Linked DNA regions of Homo sapiens: region 2 is linked to region 1. Evidence: chromatin contacts called from ENCODE Hi-C or POLR2A ChIA-PET data. All regions are on one chromosome and are shown on one strand. Each heading gives the region's core, a stretch centred on a gene start or an enhancer-like site at or near the end of the contact. The rest is flanking DNA. Distances are from core to core; before and after follow the strand shown. Region 1 holds the start of MCM7 (minichromosome maintenance complex component 7). Region 2 has its middle 24 kb from the start of PVRIG.

What was found. A loop is a pair of places that touch in the nucleus more often than their neighbours do. ChIA-PET counts read pairs that join two places held with the same protein, here RNA polymerase II (POLR2A). Pooled maps may share reads with other maps.
Region 2: a pooled map shows a loop between it and region 1 (3-fold over the local background). The contact joins the enhancer-like site here to the promoter of MCM7 in region 1. A Hi-C loop is called at or near these places in 2 of 50 pooled maps. POLR2A ChIA-PET finds 5 or more read pairs at or near these places in 3 of 52 experiments (H1, WTC11 and activated T-cell).

The regions. Positions count from the first base shown.
Region 1 is chr7:100,100,027-100,105,176 of GRCh38, reverse strand. It overlaps MCM7 (minichromosome maintenance complex component 7), which reads left to right and starts at 3,780. Exons shown (of 15, transcript NM_005916.5): 1 at 3,780-3,913; 2 at 5,084-5,150. The coding sequence starts at 3,883. AP4M1 (adaptor related protein complex 4 subunit mu 1) reads right to left here and starts at 3,534. Exons shown (of 15, transcript NM_004722.4): 1 at 3,405-3,534; 2 at 3,209-3,297; 3 at 2,396-2,502; 4 at 2,217-2,313; 5 at 1,658-1,768; 6 at 1,485-1,565; 7 at 1,023-1,085; 8 at 237-303; 9 at 79-132. The coding sequence starts at 3,462. RefSeq lists enhancers at 3,456-3,505, 3,528-4,080, 4,426-4,585 and a silencer at 4,216-4,315.
Region 2 is chr7:100,241,682-100,246,375 of GRCh38, reverse strand. It overlaps the pseudogene CASTOR3P. Among named protein-coding and RNA genes, the nearest start is that of PVRIG, 24 kb to the right of the region's middle. RefSeq lists an enhancer at 2,473-2,872. Within about 2 kb of position 2,718, at least 6 of the 41 ENCODE cell types and tissues checked have a DNase peak (open chromatin) inside an H3K27ac peak, as active enhancers do.

The DNA.
Region 1 (5,150 bases), core at 2,531-5,030:
GGAGGCTCTGTCTGACTTCTCTCCATGAACTCTGGCAATGACCTACTCCAAGGGGAGAAAGACCCACTTTCTCCTCACCTCTCAGCTCTGACTTCCCCACACAAAACTCTTCCGTCAAGCCAATGCGCATCTCTGTCGGAGGAGAGACCATCAGGAGAGCTCAGCAATGCCATGGTTTAAGACACCAAGGAACCCGCCCTAACCCCAACCCTTGGTCCTGCCTGCAGATGCCTCACCAGAGCCGCTAGGAAGGAAGCTCTTGAGCCGAATCTCTCCCTGCACATCCACCTTCAGCAGGGATCCCTGAGAGGCAGGGGCGTCAAGGTTAGAGTCTTTTTTTCTTTCTTTTTTTGAGACGGTCTCGCTCTGTCGCCCAGGCTGGCAGTGGCGTGATCTCGGCTCACTGCAACCTCCACCTCCCAGGTTCAAGACATTCTCCTGCCTCAGCCTCACAAGTAGCTAGGGTTACAGATGCCTGCCACCATAAGTAGCTAATTTTTGTATTTTTAGTAGAGATGGAGTTTCACTGTGTTGGCCAGGCTGGTCTCAAACTCCTGACCTTAAGTGATCCACCCACCTCGGCCTCTCAAAGTGCTGGGATTACAGGCATGAGCCACTGTGCCCAGCCTTTTTTACTTATTTATTTTTTTTAAGAGACAGGGTCTTGCTCTGTCATCCGGGCTAGCGTGCAGTGACTCGATCTTGGCTTACTGCAGCCTTAACCTCCTGGGCTCAAGTGATCCTCCTGGCTCAGCCTCCCAAGTAGCTGGGACAGCAGGTGTACACTACCATGTCTGGGTAATTTGTTTATTTGTATTTTTTGTAGAGACGGGGTCTGGCTATGTTGCCCAGGCTGGTTTCAAACTCCTGGCCCCAAGTAATTCTCCCACCTCGGCCTCCCAAAGCACTGGGATTACAAGCATGAGCCACTGTGCCCGGCCGTTGCTGGGAGTCTTAGCCACCCCACCATGTTTCCCAAGTCCCATCTGTCCTCAGCTCCAGGTTTGGGAGCTCAAACTTACATTAGATGCTATCAGTACAGACAATCTCTCGACCACATCCAAAAAAACTTCATTCTTTTGGCTCTGAGAAAGAGAGAGAATTTGGGTGGTTGGAAGCAGAATAGCCTATGTTCTGAAATGGACAGACAGGGAGAAAGAACAGGACAGTCAAAGCTACAGCTCTAGGGTGAGGACATGGGTGATGGAAGGGATCATCTCCCACCTCCACCCACATCTGGGGGGGTGGGAGATGTGCCAAGATCTTTTTCTTTTTTTTTTTTTTTTTTTGCATTTTTAGTAGAGACAGGTTTTCACCATGTTGGCCAGGCTGCTCTGAAACTCCTGGCATCAGGTGATCTGCCCACCTCGGCCTCCCAAAGTGCTGGGACTACAGGCGTGAGCCGCTGTGCCCGACCTAAGATCTTGGACTCCCGGATCCCAGAGCAAAACCAGAGCGTCTGACCCCATGGATCCTTCCCTCACCTGGTCAGAGCGACTGGACAGGACGGGGCGGCTGGCTGCACTGCTGGGGGCCACTTTGCTCTGTTGTGTCTCAGCCCCAAACTGTAAAGCATCCAAAGCAATCAATCATCAGGTCTGACAACCCCAGCCAACCCCTCTTCTCTTTCCTCACCCTCCTCTTTCCCTCTACTGACCAAGCCAACGCTGCTGAGGTCAAAGAGGCTGAAGGGCTTGCTGACCACAGCTTCCGTCTGGATGAAATTCCTCAGCATCTCCGTGGATGTGGTCTGTACATAGCCATAGTCCTAGTGGTAAAGGAAGGACAGTCTGAGTGATCAGTGGAGGGAAGGGGTAAAGAGGGGGAGTGGGGCCAGGCATGGTGACTCACTCCTGTACTCTCAGCGCTTTGGAAGGCCGAGACGTAGGAGAATGGCTTGAGGCCATGAGTTCAAGACCAGCCTGGGCAACACAGTGAGACTCTAGTCTCTACAAAAAATAAACAATTAGCTAGGCACAGGGGAGGCTGGGGCAGGAGGACGGCTTGAGCCCAGGAGTTCCAGGCTGCAGTGAGCTATAACTGCACCACTGCAGTCCAGCCTGGGCAACAGAGCAAGACCCTGTCTCTAAAAGCAAAAAAAAAAAAAAAAAAAAAGGTAGACTTGGCCTCCTAACCACGGCATCCCACAGTAGAAGAGCAGATGTATCTTCAGGGGAATTGGGTAGGGGCCACAGAAGGGGATTGTTGATTCTCACCAGCACTTCATCCAGGAGTTCGTATACCAGAGCCACATTGCGGGAGATGGTCCCCTCGCCCAGGGAGCCACAGTAATCGCCCAGAAGGGTGGCCAACCTGAGGAAACACTTGGAGCGTGTATTTTCTCCTCCTCTCAGACCCCTCCTAGCTACCAGGTGCCCAGCCCAACCCTCCTCACCTGGAGAGCAGTTCTAGGAGGCTGAAGGGAGAAACGTTTTCTGAAGTTGTGACCACCAAATAGAGGCCGCTGTGTCTGATGTGAATGAAATGACGGCCATGGTGATGCTGAGACACAGGCAGGGAGAAGAGAGGCGTTAAAAAAAGGGAGGTGGAGTGATCAGAACCCAGGAGACCTGAGCTCGGATCCCGATGCCTCTTACTAGTCACAACAGCAGTGCCTTTGGGAGATACATGACATATGCCTGGGCCCAGCTTCCCAATGTGGAAAGGGGGTTAATTACACTAACTACCCCGAGTTGCTGAGGATGGAGTCACGCAGGGAGCTGGGCCTGGTGTGTTGCTGGCGCCCATTGACTCTTTTTTTTTTTTTCCCCACCCCCACCTACCCCGAGAGGGAGTCTCGCTCTGTCTCCCAGGCTGGAGTGCGGTGTCCGGATCTCGGCTCACTGCAACCTCTGCCTCTTGGATTCAAGCGATTCTCAAGCCTCAGCTTCCCGAGTAGATGGGATTACAGGCGCCCGCCACCACGCCCAGCTATGTTTTTTTTTTTTTTGTATTTTTAGTAGAGGCGGAGTTTCACCATGTTGGCCAGGCTGATTTCGAACTCCTGACCTCAGGTGATCCGCCCGCCTCGGTCTCCCAAAGTGCTGGGATTACAGGCGTGAGCCACCGCGCCGGGCCTCACGTTAGCTTTATTTGGCGGAATGCACCCCCCAAGTGGAATCTACCAATGAACCAGTCCTGGGAGGGAGCTGGCGCCCACCCGGCCCGACGGGACCCCGCTCCTCACCCGCCTCCCGCCACTGGTTACCATGACAACCGGGGACTCGTCTCCTGGCAGTCCCGTCAGCTTCCGGTAGAAGAGCTCGGCCACATCCCGGCCGCCACTGTCCCCGCGGACTGGCGGGTGGAAGGACTCAGTGAAGGATCCTGCGACACAGGCTGGCCCTGGGCGCCCCTCCCGCCCGGCCCCTCCGCCCCTTCCCAGCCCCAAGGGTCTAGGATACAGTCTTTGTAGATGAGCGGGTCCCCCTTGGAGGACAGAATGAAGAATTGGGAAATCATGGCCGTTCTGGAGAGTAGACAAGAAGACGGCGAAAGTCGGGCCTGCCCCGCCCTGCGGCCCCGGAACAAAAGAACGCGTGTGCGCTGGCCCTTTAAGAGCGATTCTCCTCCGCCCGCGCCAGCTCGGACCGCGGGAAACCCGGCGCCTGCACTACCCCGCCCGGAGATTCCCTTCCGACGCCCGCACCGCCTCCCCGTCACTCATTCTAGGCCCGCACGGTGATTGGCTTGCGGCTAGCGGGAGGTGAAGAAGGCCGCCTTGTCCGATTGGCCCGCACGCAGTGGCGCCGGTCACGTGGGGGGCGACGTTTCGCGCCAATTTCGGTTGGCCGGCCACAGTCCACCGCGCGGAGATTCTCAGCTTCCCCAGGAGCAAGACCTCTGAGCCCGCCAAGCGCGGCCGCACGGCCCTCGGCAGCGATGGCACTGAAGGACTACGCGCTAGAGAAGGGTACGGGTCTACGAGCCCGGGAGGGCGTCCTGCGCGGGGAGCCTCCCGGGGAACACCTGTTGGTGTGAGCTGGGGTCTTGGGGGACCGGGGTCGGCGGGTTCTGGGGTGCGCGAGGCCAGAGGCAGGGTCGAGCTGCGGCCTGGCTAAGGCCCACGGGGCCTGGGAAGCGTGCGGGGGGCCATCGATGTTGAAGAAAAGCTAGTAATCCCACCTGGTAAAGGTGTTAGGGTCGTGGGGTTGGGGGCTTGGGGGCGCGCTAACCCGGCTGGGGGCTGCACAGGGAAAAGTCGCGCCCAGGACCTCAGGAGAGTCTTAAGGGCTCTGGGCTCCCGTGCCCGCTTTCCTTCGCGCTTTTGGGCATTCCCAGGTTCCCGCGCCCTCCCCAGGCGCGCGTAGGCCCCGGGGGCGGGCAGGCCGGGGCCGCTGCGCGCCGGGATTGGCCGTTTGAGGCCGCCCTCCGAGCGGAAGTGGAGCCGGGCGGAAGTGGCGCGAGGAGGCTGGAGGGAGTGTCGTGTAAACAGTGTCCTTCCGCGCGGCGGCCGCGGAGAGAGCTGCGGCCCGGGGGGGCGTGCCTGGGATCCGGAGCTTCGCTCGGGCCCGGGAAAGGCGGCAGTGGGCTGGGATCGCGGTGTCTCTGGGTGTGATGGCCAATGGCTGGACTGGCTCCCGCCCTGGGCGGAGGAATCCCGAGCTGTGAAGCGGCTGGAATCCGGGCCCATGTGCTTCTTTGTTTACTAAGAGCGGAAGCGATGGCGGGAGCGGGGGTGGGGTGCGGTGGCGGGGTGCGGTGGCGGAGGTCCCGGTGAAATCAGGGGCTAAGGGGACCCAAAGAAGGCGGGGGATCATAGGGGTGGAAAGAAAGCTGAGAACCTTGAGACCGGAGTGTGAGGGGCCAACGGGGAAGGGCGCTAGAATTTTAAACTAAAGTAGGGACCGGAATTCCCCTGGGGAGATGTTGGATGGCCCTGTGCACTGCCACGGGCTCTTTATTCTTCGCTGGTTAGAAACAGACTTGTGAAAAAGAGTTATGCCCACTTTGGGGAGACTTCGGTAGGTTTATTTAAATGCTCATATTATTAATTAGTTCATAGGTCGTGTTTTAAGCGAAAATGGGTATCTAAGATTTGTCTTAAAGTTTGTGTCTTACGGTTTTACATTTCATGTTACAGAAAAGGTTAAGAAGTTCTTACAAGAGTTCTACCAGGATGATGAACTCGGGAAGAAGCAGTTCAAGTA
Region 2 (4,694 bases), core at 1,469-3,968, 140 kb before region 1:
ACTAAGAAGCCAAGTATGAAACCGACAGCTCAGGGAGGTGCTTGGGAGAGTCATGAAAGGAGGAAGGAGTTTGCCAGAGTGCTGTTTTCCTGAGGCCAGAGAGAAGGGATCAGATGGGTGGACAGGCCAGACACAGTGGCTGACACAGTGGCTCACATGTAACCCCAGCACTTTGGGAGGCTGAGGCGGGAGGATCACTCGAGGCCAGGAGTTCGAGACCAGTTTGAGCAATATAGTGAGACCCTGTCTTTACAAAAAAATGAAAAAAAAAAAAGGCCGGGCACGGTGGCTCACGCTTGTAATCCCAGCACTTTGGGAGACCGAGGCGGGCGGATCATGAGGTCAGGAGATTGAGACCATCCTGGCTAACACGGTGAAACCCTGTCTCTACTAAAAATACAAAAAAATTAGCCAGGCATGGTGGCAGGCACCTGTAGTCACAGCTACTTGGGAGGCTGAGGCAGGAGAATGGCGTGAACCTGGGAGGCAGAGCTTGCAGTGAGCCGAGATCATGCCACTGCGCTCCAGCCTGGGCAACAGAGCAAGACTGCGTCTCAAAAAAAAAAAAAAATTAGCCAGGCATGGTGGTGTGTACCTGTAGTTGCAGCAACTTGGGAGGCTGAGTTGGGAGGATCACTTGAGCCCAGGAGTCTGAGGCTGCTGCAGTGAGCTATGACTGCATCACTGCACTCCAGCCTGGGCAACAGAGCAAGACTTTATCTCAAAAAAAAAAAAAAGATGGGCGAATGATCAGAGACTTTCTGAGAGGGTGCCCTTCCCAGTTGGTCTGTGTCTTAGGAAATCTGGGGTGTGTGTTGGGGTGCTGAGCAAGGCAGAGGGGCAGGGGTGGAAGAGGTCTGGGGGAGGGAAGGTTAAGCTGACCCAGCAAGGGGTAGATGGGCCCCGGTGGCAGGAAGGGGGATTTCTGAGCTGCATGTCTTTGCTGAGGGTGAGTTTGGGCAGAGGTCATCTAAGGATGGGGCCAGCCGAGGGGCCCCCAGGAACACCCAGCCCCACAGGCCAGCAGTACACGGTAGGGTTGGAGTGGTGGTGGCCGCAGGAGATGAGTGTGACCGGGAACCAGGGCCACTCCCAGAGTTACCATGTGACAGGACAACAACTCCAGCCCATGCCCCAGCGTGTCCCCAAAGTCCTTTAATAGCAAGGCCTCCAGAGAATGTTGCGTCCCAATTCATAGTGTCAGGGCAGGACTGCAGGTTACTTTAGGGTCACATATTTCCATTGTGGTCTTCAGCATGTTGACACAAACTGTCTGCATGCTGGGAAAGGTCAGAGATTGTGTGTCTCGGTGTGCTTTCTCAGCTCTGGTGTAAGGAACACAGAAGGTTGAATGTGCTTCTGGTTATGTCGGGAAAAGACCAGGGAAGTGTCGTGCCATTAACCAAAACCAGAAATGGATGCTGTTTATGAAAGCAGCCACAGCATGCCTGGTGCTTTTTTTTTTTTTGGAGACAGAATCTCGCTCTGTCACCCAGGCTGGAGTGCAGTGGCGCGATCTCGGCTCACTGCAACCTCCGCCTCCCAGATTCAAGCAATTCTCCCACCTCAGCCTCCTGAGTAGCTGGGATTACAGGTGCCTGCCACCACGCCCGGCTAATTTTTTTTTGTATTTTTAGTAGAGACGGGGTTTTACCATGTTGGCCAGGTTGGTCTCAAACTCCTGACCTCAGGTGAACCATCCCCTCGGCCTCCCAAAGTGCTGGGATTACAGGCATGAGCCACCGCGCCCGGCCGCCTGGTGCTTTTTTAATTTTATTTTTTATTTTTTGAGACAAGGTCTTACGCTGTCACCTAGGCCGAAGTGCAGTGGTGCAATCACAGCTCATCACTGCAGCCTCGACCTCCTGGGCTTGAGCAATCCTCCTTCCTCAGCCTCCTGAGTAGCTGGGACTACAGGTGCATGCTACCAGGCCCTGTTAATATTTTTTTTTAGATTTTTTTTTTGGTAGAGGCAGGGTCTCACTGTGTTGCCCAGGCTGGTCACCTGGTGATTTTATCTACAAAGGGACATTGATTCCCCACCCTGGTTCCTGAAGGCAGACAGTATGTACCCCTCTTGGAAGTTTGGGGAACAGGCTCAGGAGCTGTGTAAATATGCCCAAGACCACAGGATCGAACAGCCAACTCCAAAGCATTGCCTTTTTTTTTTTTTGAGACAGAGTCTCACTAGTCCGGAGTGCAGTGGTGTGATCTACACTGCAGCCTCGAACTCCCAGGTTCAAGCGATTCTCGTGCTTCAGTCCCCCAGGTAGCTAGGATTACAGGCATGTGCCACTACGCCAGGCTAATTTTTGTATTTTTAGTAGAGATGGGTTTTCACCATGTTGGCCAGGCTGGCCTCGAACTCCTGACCTCAAGTGATCTGCTTGCCTTGGCCTCCCCAAAGTGCTGGGATTACAGGCATGAACCACTGTGCCTGGCCAGGTGTTTTTGTTTTTTTTTTAAATCATAAGTAGTTGTAACTCTGTAAAAAGTGTACCCTGCCATACACAATGTCTGGGGACTTGTTTTTCAACCCACAGTGCTGTGACATTGCTGATACTTGTTTATCTCTTTGCTTAACACTGTGGATGGTTCATGTTGCCTGCTGGGTAATATTCTGCCATTCTTCATGTCCTCTCCTGCTGATGGGCATCTGGGCTGTGGCCAGGTTTTTGTTACTGAGAACAGGCTGTCACGGATCCTCTTGTCTGTGTCTCCCGTTACGTATCTGTAAAGGGTGCATGTCTCAGAATGGAAACGCTGAGTCATGGGGCGTATGCTACAAGTCCCCCCTGCCTTCAGGAAGTCCCCAACCCGTACAGGCAGCTCAGCCCCGGCTCGGCAGACCCCAGGCAGCTAACTCCTTTAACCCAACTAAGCTTCGGTTTTCCCGTCTGTGAAATGGGAATCATTCTACAGCACATTCATTAAGGTCACACTGATTACAGACCTCGTACCAAGCCCTGTGCTGGGCATGGCGGCCCTGGAGGAGGAGATGCAGCCTTGTCTCTTGCTCGCAAAGACAGAAATGGGGCGGGGCACGGTGGCTCACACCTGTAATCCCAGCACTTTGGGAGGCTGAGGTGGGTGGATCACCTGAGGTCAGGAGTTGGAGACCAGCCTGGCCAACATGGCGAAACCCCATCTCTACTAAAAATGCAAAAATTAGCGGGGCATGGTGGCACACACCTGTAATCCCGGCTACTCGGGGAGCTGAGGCAGGAGAATCACTTGAACATGGGAGGCAGAAGTTGCAGTGAGCCGAGATCGCACCACTGCACTCCAGCCTGGGCAACAGAGTGAGACTCCATCTCAAAAAAAAAAAAAAAAAAAAAAGGCAGACAGACATGGAAGTGATTAATCTCAGTACTATAATGGATATCGCCATGGCTGGGGAGGTGATAGGCTGGTAGGGGTGAAAGGAAGTTGGACTGGGGACCGTGAGAATTGGGGAGATCCAAAATCAGTGATCATTTTGCACCAAGACCTGACAAGCAGAAGGTATACTCTTGTCTACAAGGACTGAGATCTCCTTGGGGGGAGCCTGGGTTCCTGGGGCTTTCCCCAGATCTTTGTGATTTCTTCTGCCCTATCCATCCCCTTTGGTAGCCCTGCCTCTCCATAATCACCCTGGAATTTGCCAAACACCATCACCCACGCTGTCTGATTGGATTCAGCCTGGTCGCCCGTGACACAAGCACATTTTATTTTCTATCTTTTTTTTTCTTTTTTTGAGATGGAGTCTCACTCTGTCGCCCAGGCTGGAGTGCAGTGGCGCGATCTCAGCTCACTGCAAGCTCCACCTCCCGTGCTCACGCCATTCTCCTGCCTCAGCCTCCCGAGTAGCTGGGACTACAGGCACCCGCCACCGCGCCCAGCTAATTTTTTGTATTTTTTTTTTCAGTAGAGACACGGTTTCACCGTGTTAGCCAGGGTGGTCTCGATCTCCTGACCTCGTGATCCACTCACCTCGGCCTCCCCAAGGGCTGGGATTACAAGCATGAGCCACCGCACCCGGCCTTATTTTCTATCTTAAGGCAAAATAACTCCTGTTCAGGATCGCCCTTCCAGTTGCAGAACCAATTAAGGGCTTTTTTCTAAGTAAAACTTGAAAGGGCAGCTTCTAGTTGCTAAAGACAGGAGAAATGAAATGTAAATAACACGAGAGACCCATTGAAAACCCAGGAGAAACAGATGAAAAAGCTGCAGCTGGTTAGCAGAACAAAGCCGGGCATTCACCCTCCCCCCGATTTTCCTCTGGGAAGAAAAGCTCCATGAACTGTGGCCCCGAAACACTTCTATCACTCACTGCCTTTTTTTTTTTTTTTTTTTTTTTGAGATGGAATCTTGCTCTGTCTCCAAGCTGGAGTGCAGTGGCTGGCGTGATCTTGGCTCACTGCAACCCCTGCCTCCCAGATTCAAGTGATTCTCCCGCCCCAGCCTCCTGAGTAGCTGGGCACTCAGCCTCCTGAGTAGCAGGCGCACACCACCATGCCCAGCTAATTTTTGTATTTTTAGTAGAGACGGGGTTTCACCTTGTTGTCCCGGATGGTCTTGATCTCTTGACCTTGTGATCCGCCTGCCTTGGCCTTCCAAAGTGCTGGGATTACAGGCATGAGCCACCGCGCCCGGCCGCTCACTGCGTGTTTTAAAAGGCCCCTGTCAGCCGGGTGCACTGGCTTACACCTGTA